2 separate regions of the Homo sapiens genome follow, and region 1 is linked to region 2. A link is a contact called in ENCODE Hi-C or POLR2A ChIA-PET data. All regions are on one chromosome and are shown on one strand. The core of a region is the stretch at or near the end of the contact, and the rest is flanking DNA. Distances in the headings are between cores, read along the strand shown.

Region 1 (6,461 bases), core at 382-2,881, 190 kb after region 2:
GCCTGGCCAACATGGCAAACTCCACCTTTACTAAAAATACAAAAATTAGCCAGGCGTGGTGGTGCATGCCTGTTGTCCCAGCTACTCAGGAGGCTGAGGAGTGAGAATTATTTGAACCCAGGAGGTGGAGGTTGCAGTGAGCCAAGATTGCGCCACTGCAGTCCAGCCTGGGCGACAGAGTGAGACCCTGTCTCAAAAAAAAAAAAAAAAAAAGTTAAAAAAGAGACAGGGTTTTGCTCTGTTGCCCAGGCTGGAGTGCAATGGCATGATCATAGTTCACTGTAGCCTCGGACTTCTGGAATCAAGTGATCCTCCCACCCCAGTCTCCCGAGTAGCTAGCACCACAGGCATGCACCACTACACCCAGCAAAATTTAGAATTATTATTATTATTTTTTAGAGATCAGGATTCTGCTATGTTGCCCAGGCTGTTCTTGAACTCCTGGCTTCAAGCAATCCTCTCAGCTTCTGCTCCCCAAAGAACTGGGATTACAGGTGTGAGCCACTGCAGCTGTCCCCCCATTATTTATTTACTTGTTTGTTTCTTTTTTTCAGGAAGAACCATGGATTCTTATTCTATTGGTGAAATCCACGGCTATCAATTTTTATGTTCTTGCTCAAATTGCCCAGATTCGGCTTCTGAGATCCCCTTCAAGTTGTGTCAGGTGCCCTGTTGATAGGTACCATACAGGTATTTTTGGTACTTTTGCCACAGTAATATGTAACCTGAATTTGATCATGAGGAAGCATTAGACAAATCCAAATTGAGGGACATTCTACAAAATAACTAGCCTGTACTTCTCAACAGTACCAAAGTCATAAAAGACAAAAAAAGACTGAGGATTAAAAGACTAAGGAGACATGACAATAGAATGCCACATGGGATCCTGGATTGGATCCTAGACCAGAAAAAGGACATCGGTGGGACAATTGGCAGAATATTAATAAGGCACGTTTATTAGATGGTATTATTGTATCCATGCTAATTTCCTGATTTTGATAATTATACTGTGGTTATGTAAGATGTTAACTTTGGAAATCTGGGTGAAGGGTATATGAAAGTTCTTTGTACTATTTTTGTACCTTTTTATAAGTCTAAAATTATTTCAAGAATGAAAAGTTAAAGAAAGAGACAATGACTTTCACAGGGAAAGGAGGATGGGGTAGGGGTAGGAGAAAATGAAAAGAAAAAAAATATTGAAATGAAAATAATGAAATGAAAGAAAATATTCCAGATAATCATGAATACAACATTCCAGGCCTGGATGCTCCCTCCCCCATGTCCTGTTCAGAGTGACCTCCCCCGAGTGGCTTGGGACACAGCATGGATTTGTCTCTCTCCAAAGATGCTCCTTCATTTCACAACAGCCTTGACTTGAAAAGTACCAGCAGGAGATTGGGGCCTCTGATGCCTGCTGATATGTTCACTGGGAAAATCAATTACAGCATAATTACCTCGGGGGGTTAATTAGCCTCGCGTAGCCTGGGTGTCCTCTGTGAACAGAGCAGCCCGTCAGCCCCCGGTCAGCGAGCAGGGGCGGCTGAGGCAGAGGTTTCCCAGTGAGAAGCTTGCCTTCGGCTGGAAAGGGGCCCCAGCCAGTTGGGGAGTGGATGGTGCAGCTGCTGGGGCTGGCAGAGGCGGGTGGTGCTGATAGAAGCAAGTCTCTGCCTAATTTAAGCTCCCCCACACCATGGGTGCCCACAGATGTAGAGACTGACAACTGCAGCAGCAAGAATTACAGAACAGTGCAAGTTCTCAGGCCAGCAGTGGCCGGAAATCACTCGAATCAGGGGGAAGGCACGGAGCCCTGAGCAGCTCAGGAAGCTAGCTGTCTGAGGGCAGAGGCTGGGGCACCACCAACAGCCCCTGCAAACATTCTCTTCCAGAGACATAAAGACACAGGAGAAAGTCAGGAGGCACCATCCCTGGTCACGATCAAGAATAAAATGGGATTGAAGTAGCTCTGTCTTTGAAAGGCAGTGTCTGTGCTCTCCTAACTCCTCTCTGCACAGATGAATGAGGGCCTGGATGCAGTAAGAGCTCTCCCACCGACAGCCCTGCATTGTCCGGGATATGGTGTCTTGTGGATGGATTGCATCTATCTGGTCTATGAAAGGTCCGGATATGAAGGAAGGGGAAGCACCACTTCTTCTTTTATGTTACTTGGGAATATTGTAAAGAATTTAAAAATGGTTTTATAATTAAATATGAGTTCAAATGTTGGCTCTGCCACTTATCAGCGGTATAAACTTGGGCATGTCACTCAATTTCTCTGAGCCTCATTTTCTTCATCTGTACAGTGGGGGTGAGAATACTTATTTCCCATGGTGGTTGTGAGGATTAAATGTAATTTACTCACATTAAATAAATAATTTCTACCTCTTCAAATAACCTATCTGTAGGTTAGCAGCACCCATTCTATCTTGAGGGTTTCTTTTTAAAACTGATCTGGGGTTTTGATATAATCATAGAGACGTTCTAGAAGTTTCCCAATATTCTGTGACATAGGTGAGGACCAGAGTTGCTTTCCTTGGCCAGCAGGGAAAATGAAGCAGGGAAAAGGATGGTGCAGCAGCTCAGGGAAGAGGCAGAAAAGGAGCAGCCTCTTCCTCCTTTCTTAAACATGCAGATCACTGGGTACCTGCCTGGGCCTTTATTCCTAGCCACCACCAGGAAAGTGCAGTTAGTTTCAAAGCATGAGTGACAGTTATAGACTAGGGAGCAGTGAAGAGGGAGCACAGAACACAACCAAAGTTAAATACAGCAACTCCTCTCCCAGGCCATTTGAAACCCAAGCAATTGCATTTTCATCCACATCATCTTCCTTTGGAATTTGCTATTTTGGAAACATCATTTTTTCCCCAGGATAATTAACTTCCTTTTCTTTCCATTAAAATGCATGAAAAAATTGGGACGGGGAGTAAATCCTGGGAAATGGCACGGTGGCTAATGTAGTGCCTGCCTTTACTCTCTTCTTCCATTTTCAGCTTTGCAACTCCGAGCTAATTGCGGCTCCTGAAATCACATTTCTGCTGAGAAAAGCTAAACCTGTTTTCTGAAATGTTCACCCACCATGGAGCCAATTTCTCCTCCTCACTTGGCTCAGCCAGCCTGGCAGGGAGACTGGGTTGGCTCTGCCTCCCTTGTCGTGTGCACGTGCACACCAATGCGCTTGTACATTCATGCGCAGGCATGAGGATGCGCTTCCATACACTTACCTCTTATACCTAGACAGGGGCCGTTAAGACACACGCGAGAGGTTTCCTACACCCCCCCACATTAAACTCACTGTACGCCAATAATTTGTCCACAGAGTCTCAATTTGCACTCCTCTCCCACTGTCTTGGGGTCAGCTCTTGGCCACCCCTTCCTGCTCTAGAGACTTGCAGGACTTACCTCGGTGATTTGAGGGTTGGAGCACTTGACATTGTGGCTGGACCAGTCGAGCCAGGGGCTGGAAGGGCTGGTACAGTGCTGGTGGAGGGTGCACCTGCGCTCGCCGCTGCACCAGCCACACTCAAACTTCCGGTCGGCCTTGAGGCAGAGGCCGCAGCTCTCCCGCTGGGCTGCACACTTGTAGAGATGGACTGCAAAGAGAGCAGGTGGTCACAGATGAAACCAGAAAGGGCTGCTCACAATGCACCCTCCTCTTGCAGGTGTGATAGAAATGATAGAAACTCTTCCCCACCATGGATAACACCACCAATCATCATTATCATTGCAAGAATGACTGAGGAATTAGTAAATTGAGCCTCTTACCAGTCACTTAAGGGCACTAGGAAGAATAATATTATTTAAGAATTCTGGCTCTAGATTGAATCAGATTAGGGCTTTAATTGTGGCCTCACTACTTCCTAGCAATGTGAGAGAGGATTCCACCTCCTTGAACCTCACTTACCTAATCTCTAACATGAAGATAATCGTTGTTTTTTTTTGTGAGGTTGGAATAAGATAATGTATATTAAGTGCTTAGCACAGTGCCTGTAACATATCTGATGCCCTATATATGTTTATTATGTTTTCTTTGAACTCGTGCTATATTCTTATGCTGCCATCTCTCTTATTCTCCACTCTCACATATGGTCCTCATGCAGGAGGTAAGGGCTGCTTTCCTCCATTGAAGGAAAAATGAGGCTCAGGGAGAGATAATGACTCTTAGAGCTTAGTAAAATTAGTGACCCAAACTGGAATCTTCAAACTCCAACTTGCTTTGCTGCTTAATGGTAGGTCCTGAGAAGTGAGGACTGTTGTCTGGCAAACTGGAAATTGCATGGGTTTGAGACGGGAGTCAGCTTGGGGTTAAAGAAAGGCCAGGTGGCTAGCAGTGAGGGAAGCATTGCTGATTAAAAAAAAGGGGGTGACACAGTCTGTTCCCAGCCCTTATGAATGGAGAATATGTCCCCAGAGAGGGCAAACTGGCTATTTAAATAGTAACATTTGGAGTGTGCAAACCCTTTGTCTTTTTTTTTGTCTCCTGCTGACTTAAAAGTGCTAGTATAACCAGCGAATTAGTGAACTGTGCTTCAGGTTCAGGAACCTGGTCTTAGCTCCTTGCCTGCTGAGATTTTGAGTTACAAGTAGAATTCTCCAAAAGCAAAACACGTAAAAGTCATTTTTCCACTCTTTTGGTCAAGCACATGTAAGCTTTCAGGACCAGGTGGTATGCCGTTGCTGAAAGTGAGACACATGCCCCAGGGAAAGGGTAATTTTAAAATTCTTCCCATAGGTCCTCATCCTGTTCCTCTGCTATGTCCAGCATCCTTTAGTCCCAGCTGCAGGGCCTATATTTAAATACCCTCATGCTTATCGCTTTGTAAGGTAGAGGGCAGGAAATGGGAATCTTAAAATGAATGAGTACACACTGAGCATCTATAAATATGTACCACATGGTTCATACCCATGAGCTCATTTGATCCTCACGGTGACCCTGAGAAGTGGGCATCCTTCCCTCCACTTCACAGATAAGGAGACTGGATGTAAAGGGGAACAGTCATTCATCTGAGTTCACACAGCTGTAAGTGAAAGAGCCAGCAGGTGAACCCCACTTTGCTGGATTCTAGAACCTGAGTCTTTAAATGGTGTGGTCCTCTCCACCCAGCCCAATGCGCAGCCGGCAGAGACACTCAGGCTAGTGGGTGGAGGTGATACGAATGTGAAGACAACGCTGTCTGTGCACTCTCAGAGCTTCTTCAACATTGCAAGAGTCACAAGTAGAGTTTCCGATGCAACAGCTCGGATGTGGCTGCTCTCTAAGCTCCAGGTGCTAAGGCAACCTCTGGGATCTAAGCCCAGATCCCCAGCAGGGTAATTGTCTCCTATGTTTTAGCAGTGAGAAAGTTTGGCCTGGGTATGAGGAGAAATAGAAAAAAATAATCCTCCTGGCTCCGTTCCTTTCTCCCAGTCTAAGTAGCCTTGATTTTAATGGCAGCATTTGGGACAGGGAGCTACAGCCCTAAAGATGCTGAAAAACTTGCAGCCCCTGCTATGGCCTTGCCCCCTACCCCATCTCCATTGGCTGATCCGTCAGGTGGAAGCAGAGGCTTGTGACAACCCTAGCTACTTGAAGTGTGGCAAGGCTTGTGGCTGAGGGTAGGAGGAGTGTGGGGGATAGGAATATATTCCAGGGGGGAAGGAGTTTAAATCCTACAGTGGCCTAAGTAGTAGATCCTCACAGTGATGTGGCTCAGTTTGCGAGCTCTGAAATTAGACTGTCTTGGTTCCAATCCCAGCTCTTACTATCTGACTCGTGGCCCATTTCTTAATCTCTTTGGGTCTCAGTTTCCTCATCTAGAAAATGAGAATAATAATAGTACATACCTCTCAGAGTTATTGTGATGCTTAAGGAAAATAATCTCTAATAAATTACTTAGTGAGTGTCTACCCATCACGAGTCCTCATCATATTGGAGTCACTTTTATCATTCTCGAGAGCAGGGTGGAATCTTGGCATTTGCTGCACTGAGGGTCGGGCCTAACTGGCACATGGGAGGAGCTCGACATGAGTTTATAGGACGATGAATAAGGGTCACCCTCATGGAGCACCCCTCCTTCTTCAGCCAGATCCCCTTCCTGAATTCTTTGCTCCCGATGTGAGCTGGACTCTGCATGCTGCTCTCTCCCGCCCACCTCAGGAACTGGAGAGCAGCCTTAAAAACCCTCTTTGTGCAGTGATTGTGACCAGGGCCAAGGACAGGGGAACAAGAGCCTGACTGGAAACAATATCTCCATTTCCAGGGAAACTAGCCGGACGTTCCTGCCTGCTGTTCTCCTAGGTCAGGTTCCACAGACACTTCAAAGCCTGCAGGAGCCAAAGAATAACGTGGATGGGCCGGCGGCCGCCCAGCGGATGCTCTGGTTGTAATAAAACAGGGCTCCCAACAGGACTCCTTTGATGACTCCAAATGTTGCTTTAGGATCCTCTGAAGAGTTCCGCCGACAGAGGGAGTGTATTATTCATGGCAC
Region 2 (6,790 bases), core at 1,292-3,791:
GAATGGCCGTTTCTGGAGGTGGCCTGGCCGGTCCCGTTTTCCTGAGCCCCTCGGTTCACACTGGCCTTTCCCTGAGCCTCAGGGGAGGTCCCAGGTCCTGAGCTATAGCCCTGGCCTCCACCGTTTTCCGTGTAATAAGGGTCTTCGCCCTAGACAGTGTATAAATAAAGTAGCATTATCTGGTAAGCAGGGCTGTGAGACACTGGATGGGAGAGGGGCCCAAACAGGAAGTGGGGGCAGGGGTGGGAGAAGGGGGAGGGGGAGGTGGGAGGAAGGATCGGAGGGAGGGTGCAGCTGCATGTGCAGACTCCTTTCTTCCTGAAGAGTGGTCAGGGTTCCAGCTCCTAGAGGAGAAAGGACATAGGAGAGGCACCACACCATGCCACCGCAGCTCGGCAGCCAGCTCCCGCAGGAAAACGGGCAGTTCCAAGAAGGGTGGGATGACCTCCCCAGGGTAGGGGACAGGCCAGAGGCCAAGATTCAGACCTCAGCCTTGTCCTCCCTCATCCAGAATGGCAAATGGGGATTCTCCTTCCGTATACCTCCTTTTGAGCAAGGGGGCACCCACTGGGCATTTAACACGGTTGCAAATACAGTGTGGCTGATTAAACAGCCTGTTCTGGTGGCCCCAAGCTGAACTATCCCAGAAAACATAATGAATAGATGACACGAATCATCTGCTACCACACCGAGTAGGTGGGCTGGCACCATTACTGTCCCCTCCCCAGTTTGCTACATAATATTTTGAATCTTCCACCGATTACTGTGTGTGCACACATGCATATCTTTATGTAAGCTCACAGAAGGGCTTTTTCTAGTATTTCTCCTCCTGCTCCATGACATCCACTGAACTCCCCAGAAACCCACTATCTTCCTCATTTCCTTTACCCTGGCCCCCAGAACTGACCAGCCTTTCTCCTGTGGGGCTCCAGCTGCGGCGATTCATCAGGAAATAGCCAGTGATGCCCAAGACAGCCAGCAGGGCTCCCGAGGTGACCAGTGCAATCAGGGTCTTTTGGGAATAGCTCTGGTGGCTTGCAACATCTTGCTCAGTGAAATCTAGGATCCCCAGCTTGAAAAGAAGACAAAGAAGATACAGCCTGTCACTTGCCAAAAGTGGAGCCCAGCCCGCTCCAGCCCTCTGTGTGTGACTCAACAGTGAACAGATGCTTGAGGGCATTGACCTCAGGAATTTTTGAAATGGGATTTGAGACTGACGTCTCTTAATTCAGTCATACCCCACCATTTTTGGTTCAAGACTAGAAAGGAGAAGACTCAGAGAAGGATGGTAGGTAGAACTGGGGAAGATAATGACTTCCCCCCTTACTCCAGGGAGCCCCCCTGCCCCGGCATTCCCTCTCAGGCCCATCATCTCAGAGGACTTACCTTTTTCAGGTCAGATTGGTGCTTTTTCATAAGTTGGAGTTTGCTGGAAATTTCTAGAATTAGAAACAAGGGTTGCTAAATCTAAAGAGAAACCAGCTTATCCTGCTCCACCCTCCCATGCTGTTCTAGAAGATGCTCTGATGGCCAGGGTGGTCCATCTCGGGGGGACCGCTCCCAAAGCCAGCCAAGTCCTTCTCCCCAGCACCTGTGGTCTCTCTGGATCTAAGATGCCCCATCTCCACCCAGGATTCTCTAACCTCAGCCCTACTCCTTCCCTGTTCCCCCAGGCAGAGGTGCACCTTACCTGTTCTGTTGGCCAAGACCAGCAGTAGACACTGAGGCCTCACCTCAGACTGGGCAAGGAGCAGGGAGCATACCTGGGCCCCAGCATCAGCATCAGCCTGCTCCTCCCCACACAGCACTCGGGCCAGGCCCTCTCCCCTGTCCTTCTTAAACTCCGCCTGGGAAGACAGAGAAACATGGAGAGCAAGAGATGAAATTACTGCTCTGCCCTAAACTGCACCCAGAGTCTCTGATTACAGTCATACTCTTACCCCGTCCGCAAGAAGGATCCTTGTTTCTAAAATTCCAACAGAAAAAAAAAAAACTGCTAACTGTATATGTGCAACAACACAATAAGAAAAAAACCTAAATAATCTCCCAGGACCAAAATCCATATCTTCTAGTATCTAAGATGTTAGAGAACAAACTTAAAAAAATTGTCTCGTTGAAGCATTGCCCATGTACACATATGCAAATTAAACTCAAAAGAAATGGCCAAAAACAGAAAATATTAATAATGCAATAATAACTAAGAGAAAATATTCTGTTTCAAGATTACAGCAGTCCCCAATGATGGAAGAAAAGCCAAGGGAGGTGAGGAGGAGAGAACAAATCTATAATATACACTCAGTGGAAACCTCAGTGGCCTCCTCCCTCTTTCTACCCAAAGGAGTCTCAAAAAGTGCATTGCTCAAACTGAAATGGCATTTTTGTCTCGTCTTCCATCTCTGTTTTCCATTAAAAGCATGGAACCCAGTTTTAATGAAGTTCATAGATTTTTCTTCAGGTTGCTGACTGGGCCATCAGACCCAGGAATTTGGACTCAGAAGAAAAACTCTGATAATTCTTCAATAGTGAGTCAGAATTTATTCCAGCAGCCTCCAATCAGAGTGTCCTCCTCCCCTGAACAGGAAAGGAATTGAAACTAAGACTTTCTCTTCAGTCCGGATGGCAGATGGCAGAGAAGGAAATGCCTGAACAGCCCTGACAACTTTCCTGTTAGGGGAAAACTGCTGGGGTGTGTGACCATCATCAGAACTGGGTCTCTGTGGAGGAGAAAGCTTCCTGTTTGCGGGCAGGGCCGCTGCTTGCAACAAGGCCACAGGGTCCTCCCAGTTGGAATGGAGCCTGGGTATTTTCCCACTGCTGTGACCCAAGGCAGGAAAACCCAGGCTCCTTTGCTCCTACACAAAGCAAGGTCAAGATTGGCCTCAGGACCCAGCTGGAATTTGAAGCAGCTGAGGGAAAACAACTGGGCTTGGATAAGGCCAGGAGAGTGTGGTTAGCCAAACTCCAGGTCACAGAGACACGAGCCCAAACTGGAGCCTCAAAAAACCCCCAGGAAACAAGGCTACAGAGAAATGAGTTCTCAGGCCACTGCTGCTTCATTCCTCAGGAAAAGGAGCAATTCTGCAGGTCTCCCAGTAAGTCCTTGGATAGACGTTCTAACTCTGGAAAAATCCGTTTTTCTGAACAGCATTTGAACTAAGTAGTCTGAATGCCACACTGAACCAATCAACAGTCTCCACCTCTCTAAACCCAGTTGTCTCAGGGGAGCCTTACATGGCTTCCCCTTGAGCACCCCCGCTCCCCAGCACCGAGAGTCTGGATGAGGAGGAGGGGGTTTCTTGCCTGGATGACTCTGGGCTTCTGAAGTATCTCCAGTTGAAATAGGTCTGCTTCCCAAGAGAGGCAGAGGGACAGGGCTCCTGCAGGTTGTAAACTAGCCAAACCAAATGGCACCTTCCTCCACCTGCTGAGTGCAAGAAGCCACACCTTGACAATGTATCAAGCCCTGAATATAGGACACTGCGTGAAAGCCTCTGTGCAAGTGTCATGTGTATGTGTGTTGTATTCATGTGTCATGTGTAGGGGGGTGGGGATTGGGAGGTATCTATGAATTCCACCTTGTCAAAGCTTTCAGTTTGCATGTACGGCAATTAAAATGATGGATGCCAACCAGGCGCGGTGACTCATGCCTGTCATCCTAGCACTTTGGGAGGCTGAGGTGGGAGGATTACTTCAGCCCAGGAATTCGAGACCAGCCTGGGCAACACAGGGAAACCCTATCTCTATAAAAAATTTAGAAATTCAACCGGGTGTGGTGGCATGCACTTATAGTACCAGCTACTTGGGGGGCTGAGGTGGGAGGGTCTCTCCACCCTGAGAGGTTGAGTCCACTGTACTCCACCCTGGGTGACAGAGACCCTGGCTCAAAAATAAAGAAATAAAAAATAAAGTAACAGATGCCTATGATATCCAGGCACAGTTCTGAGTGCTTTCCATATATTAACTCATTTAGGCCTCACACGACCTACGAGATTGGTAGAGTTATTCTACTAATTTTGTAGATGAAGAAATGGAGGCGTGAAGAGACTCCAGAGGCCAGAGCTACTGCCATGGTAAGCACCATAAGAAAGGTACAACCAAAGTGCTATGGACATACTAAGGAGCGTGAGGACACGTCTGGTTAAGGTTAGCAGACACATGTCACTATAGGCCTTGAAGAATGGCTGGAGGGTGAGCAGAGGAAGCCAGTGGGGAAGAGCATTTGGAACTGAGGCCCCACCTCCAGGAAGCCCAAGATGGGGACAGCATGCATTATTCCACAACCCTCATTTCAAAGAGAATGAAGAACACTACCTTCTCCCTGGTATTCACTATCCTTCAAGACTCAACTCAGTTTCTACCTCCTCAATGAAGCTGGTCCTACCTTCAACCAGACTGGGCATCAATCCTTACTCTGCTCTTTACTGGATTCTTTGCAAGTCATGCAACTAGTCTGAGTGTCATGTTCCTCAGCTGTACACTAGGTTGTTGTGGTGACTAAATAGATATTGTATGAAAGTGTCCAGTTGGGTGCAGTGGCTCATGCCTGTAATCCCAGCACTTTGGGAGGCCGAGATGGACAAATCAGATGAGGCCAAGGGTTCGAGACCAGCCTGGCCAAAATGGTGAAACTTTGTCTCTTCTAAAAAATGCAAAAATTAGCTGGGCATGGTGGTGGGCATCTGTAATCCCAGCTACTCGGCAGGCTGAGGCACGAGAATCGCTTGAACCCAGGAGACAGAGGTTGCAGTGAACTGAGATCACAACACTACACTCTGCACTCCGGCCTGGGCAACAGAGCAAGACTCTGTCTCAAAAAAAAAAAAGTGTCCAATGTGGTGTTGAGAATCTAGTGGGCACTAGATAAATAGCAGCTGCTACTATCATTATTAATAATAGTAATACCTTATATACCATATCATCTAGAGTCTACATATTGATCATATTCTATGCATTGTTATTGTCATTTTTCTGTGACTAGATTGTAAGACTCCTAAGTGTGTGTTGGGGGGAGTGCACATTATAGCATTTACAACCCAGACTGCATGAACCGTGGCACCAAACAAAAGAACTCAGGGAATTGTTGTTCAACTTAACATCCCAACCAGTTGGCCTCCACACAGGGTCCCTCCACCCCTTGCACAGTTTCTTGGACTAGATTCAAGGGAATAATAGCGGCCAGCCTCCCACTCTGGAATCCAACCGCATCAGTGAATTGTGTTTGGGCCCCAAGAGGAGCAGGTGGATCCTGAACAAAGCACAATGCTTCTCCGGACACTTGGAATAAACATCCTCCCCCAAGAGAGGCTGTGGGCAAACATCACGGGAGAGTGGGCAGGAGGAAGACACAGCCTCACCATTTTGTTCATGAGAATCAGATTTACAAGCTCCTAACTACATCAGCTCACACATGTTTCTCTGCAAACACAATAAACCCATCTAACCTCTCTAGAGTAGCATTCTCAAACTTTGCAAAGACTCTTAACATCAAGCATTGCAATGGGGACGGAGATGGGGGTGAGGGAGGGACAGGTATTTTTCTAATGACCTTTAAGATATTTAAGATATTAAGATCCTAGAACGCTGAGATTCTAGGATCAATCATCTCCCCCAACCCCTTTTAATATAATTTTATCTATTTTGGTGTGAGTTTGACAATGCAGGTGAAAACGCTATTTTCACATAGAAAATGGAATAATGAAGGGACCTGTTTCAAGTCACCTAACAAGTGGGGGCAGCTAACGAAGGATGAGAAGTGAGATCGTTTCCAGATTGCAGGCTTTTTCCAGTAGACACACCATCTTCATAAATCCTTCATCTGTAACTTATGTTTTCCGCATGGAAACTGACCTTTAGTGCAAGCTGGAGGCAGCCTGCCTCAGATGAAGTCAATGTGAATAAGAGTAAAGTGAGCTAGCTGAGTAATTACAAACTCTGCATATAAACAGATGTGGTACTAAAGATAGGTATACAAATTGGCGGACAAAGGACTTGACTAGACTTTTCCCCAAAGAAGATATACAAATGGCCAACAAACACATGAAAGAGGCTCAACATCACTAATCATCAGGGAAATGCAAATCAAAACCACCATGAAATACCACCGCATACCCATTAGGATGGCTGCTATTTTAAAAACCCAGAAAATAACACGTGTTGATGAGGATGAGAAGAAATTGGAACCCTTGTACCCTACTGGTGGGAATGTAAAACGGTCTGGTGGTTCCTCAAAAATTCAAAAATAGAATTCCCATGTGGTCCAGCCATTTCACTTTTGGATATATCCCCAAAAGGACTCAAATCAGGTTGCCAAGGAGATATTTGTACACTTATGTTAAAAGCAGTATTATTCACATTAGCCTAAAGGGGAAAAAGCCCAAGTGTCCATCAACAGATGAATGGAGAAGCAAAACAAGGTTTACACTTACAATGGAATATCATTCATCCTTAAAAAGGAAGGAAATTCTGACACGTGCTACAACATGGTTGGACTTTAAAGACATTATACTGAGTGAAATCAACCAGTCACATAACAAGACAAACACTATGACTCTACTCATATGAGGTACCTAGAGTAGGCAAAGTCATAGGAACATAGGAACAGAAAGTTGCCAGGGTCTGGGGAGAGCAGGGAGTTGTTTCATGGGTACACAGTTTCAGTGATGGAAGATGCAGACAGTTCTAGAGATTGGTTGTACAATAATGTGAACGTACTTACTACTACTCAATGGTACCCTTAAAAGTGGTTAAGGTGATGACTTATGTTATGTATATTTTACCACAATTAAAAATA

Evidence for each region. Hi-C counts contacts between places; a loop is a spot of excess contacts on that map. ChIA-PET counts read pairs that join two places held with the same protein, here RNA polymerase II (POLR2A). Pooled maps may share reads with other maps.
Region 1: a pooled map shows a loop between it and region 2 (3-fold over the local background). The contact joins two enhancer-like sites. A Hi-C loop is called at or near these places in 1 of 168 maps with a recorded cell type or tissue (naive thymus-derived CD4-positive, alpha-beta T cell), 1 of 37 single-sample maps with no recorded cell type and 11 of 50 pooled maps. POLR2A ChIA-PET finds 5 or more read pairs at or near these places in 5 of 52 experiments (CD4-positive, alpha-beta T cell, activated CD4-positive, alpha-beta T cell, activated CD8-positive, alpha-beta T cell and 2 more).

Annotation. Positions count from the first base shown.
Region 1 is chr1:208,075,864-208,082,324 of GRCh38, forward strand. It overlaps PLXNA2 (plexin A2), which reads right to left. Exons shown (of 32, transcript NM_025179.4): 12 at 3,397-3,587. Among named protein-coding and RNA genes, the nearest start is that of LINC02767, 120 kb to the left of the region's middle. Within about 2 kb of position 1,632, at least 3 of the 41 ENCODE cell types and tissues checked have a DNase peak (open chromatin) inside an H3K27ac peak, as active enhancers do.
Region 2 is chr1:207,887,775-207,894,564 of GRCh38, forward strand. It overlaps CD34 (CD34 molecule), which reads right to left. Exons shown (of 8, transcript NM_001025109.2): 5 at 1,691-1,847; 6 at 1,387-1,439; 7 at 908-1,072; 8 at 1-149. Among named protein-coding and RNA genes, the nearest start is that of CD34, 20 kb to the right of the region's middle. Within about 2 kb of position 2,542, at least 27 of the 41 ENCODE cell types and tissues checked have a DNase peak (open chromatin) inside an H3K27ac peak, as active enhancers do.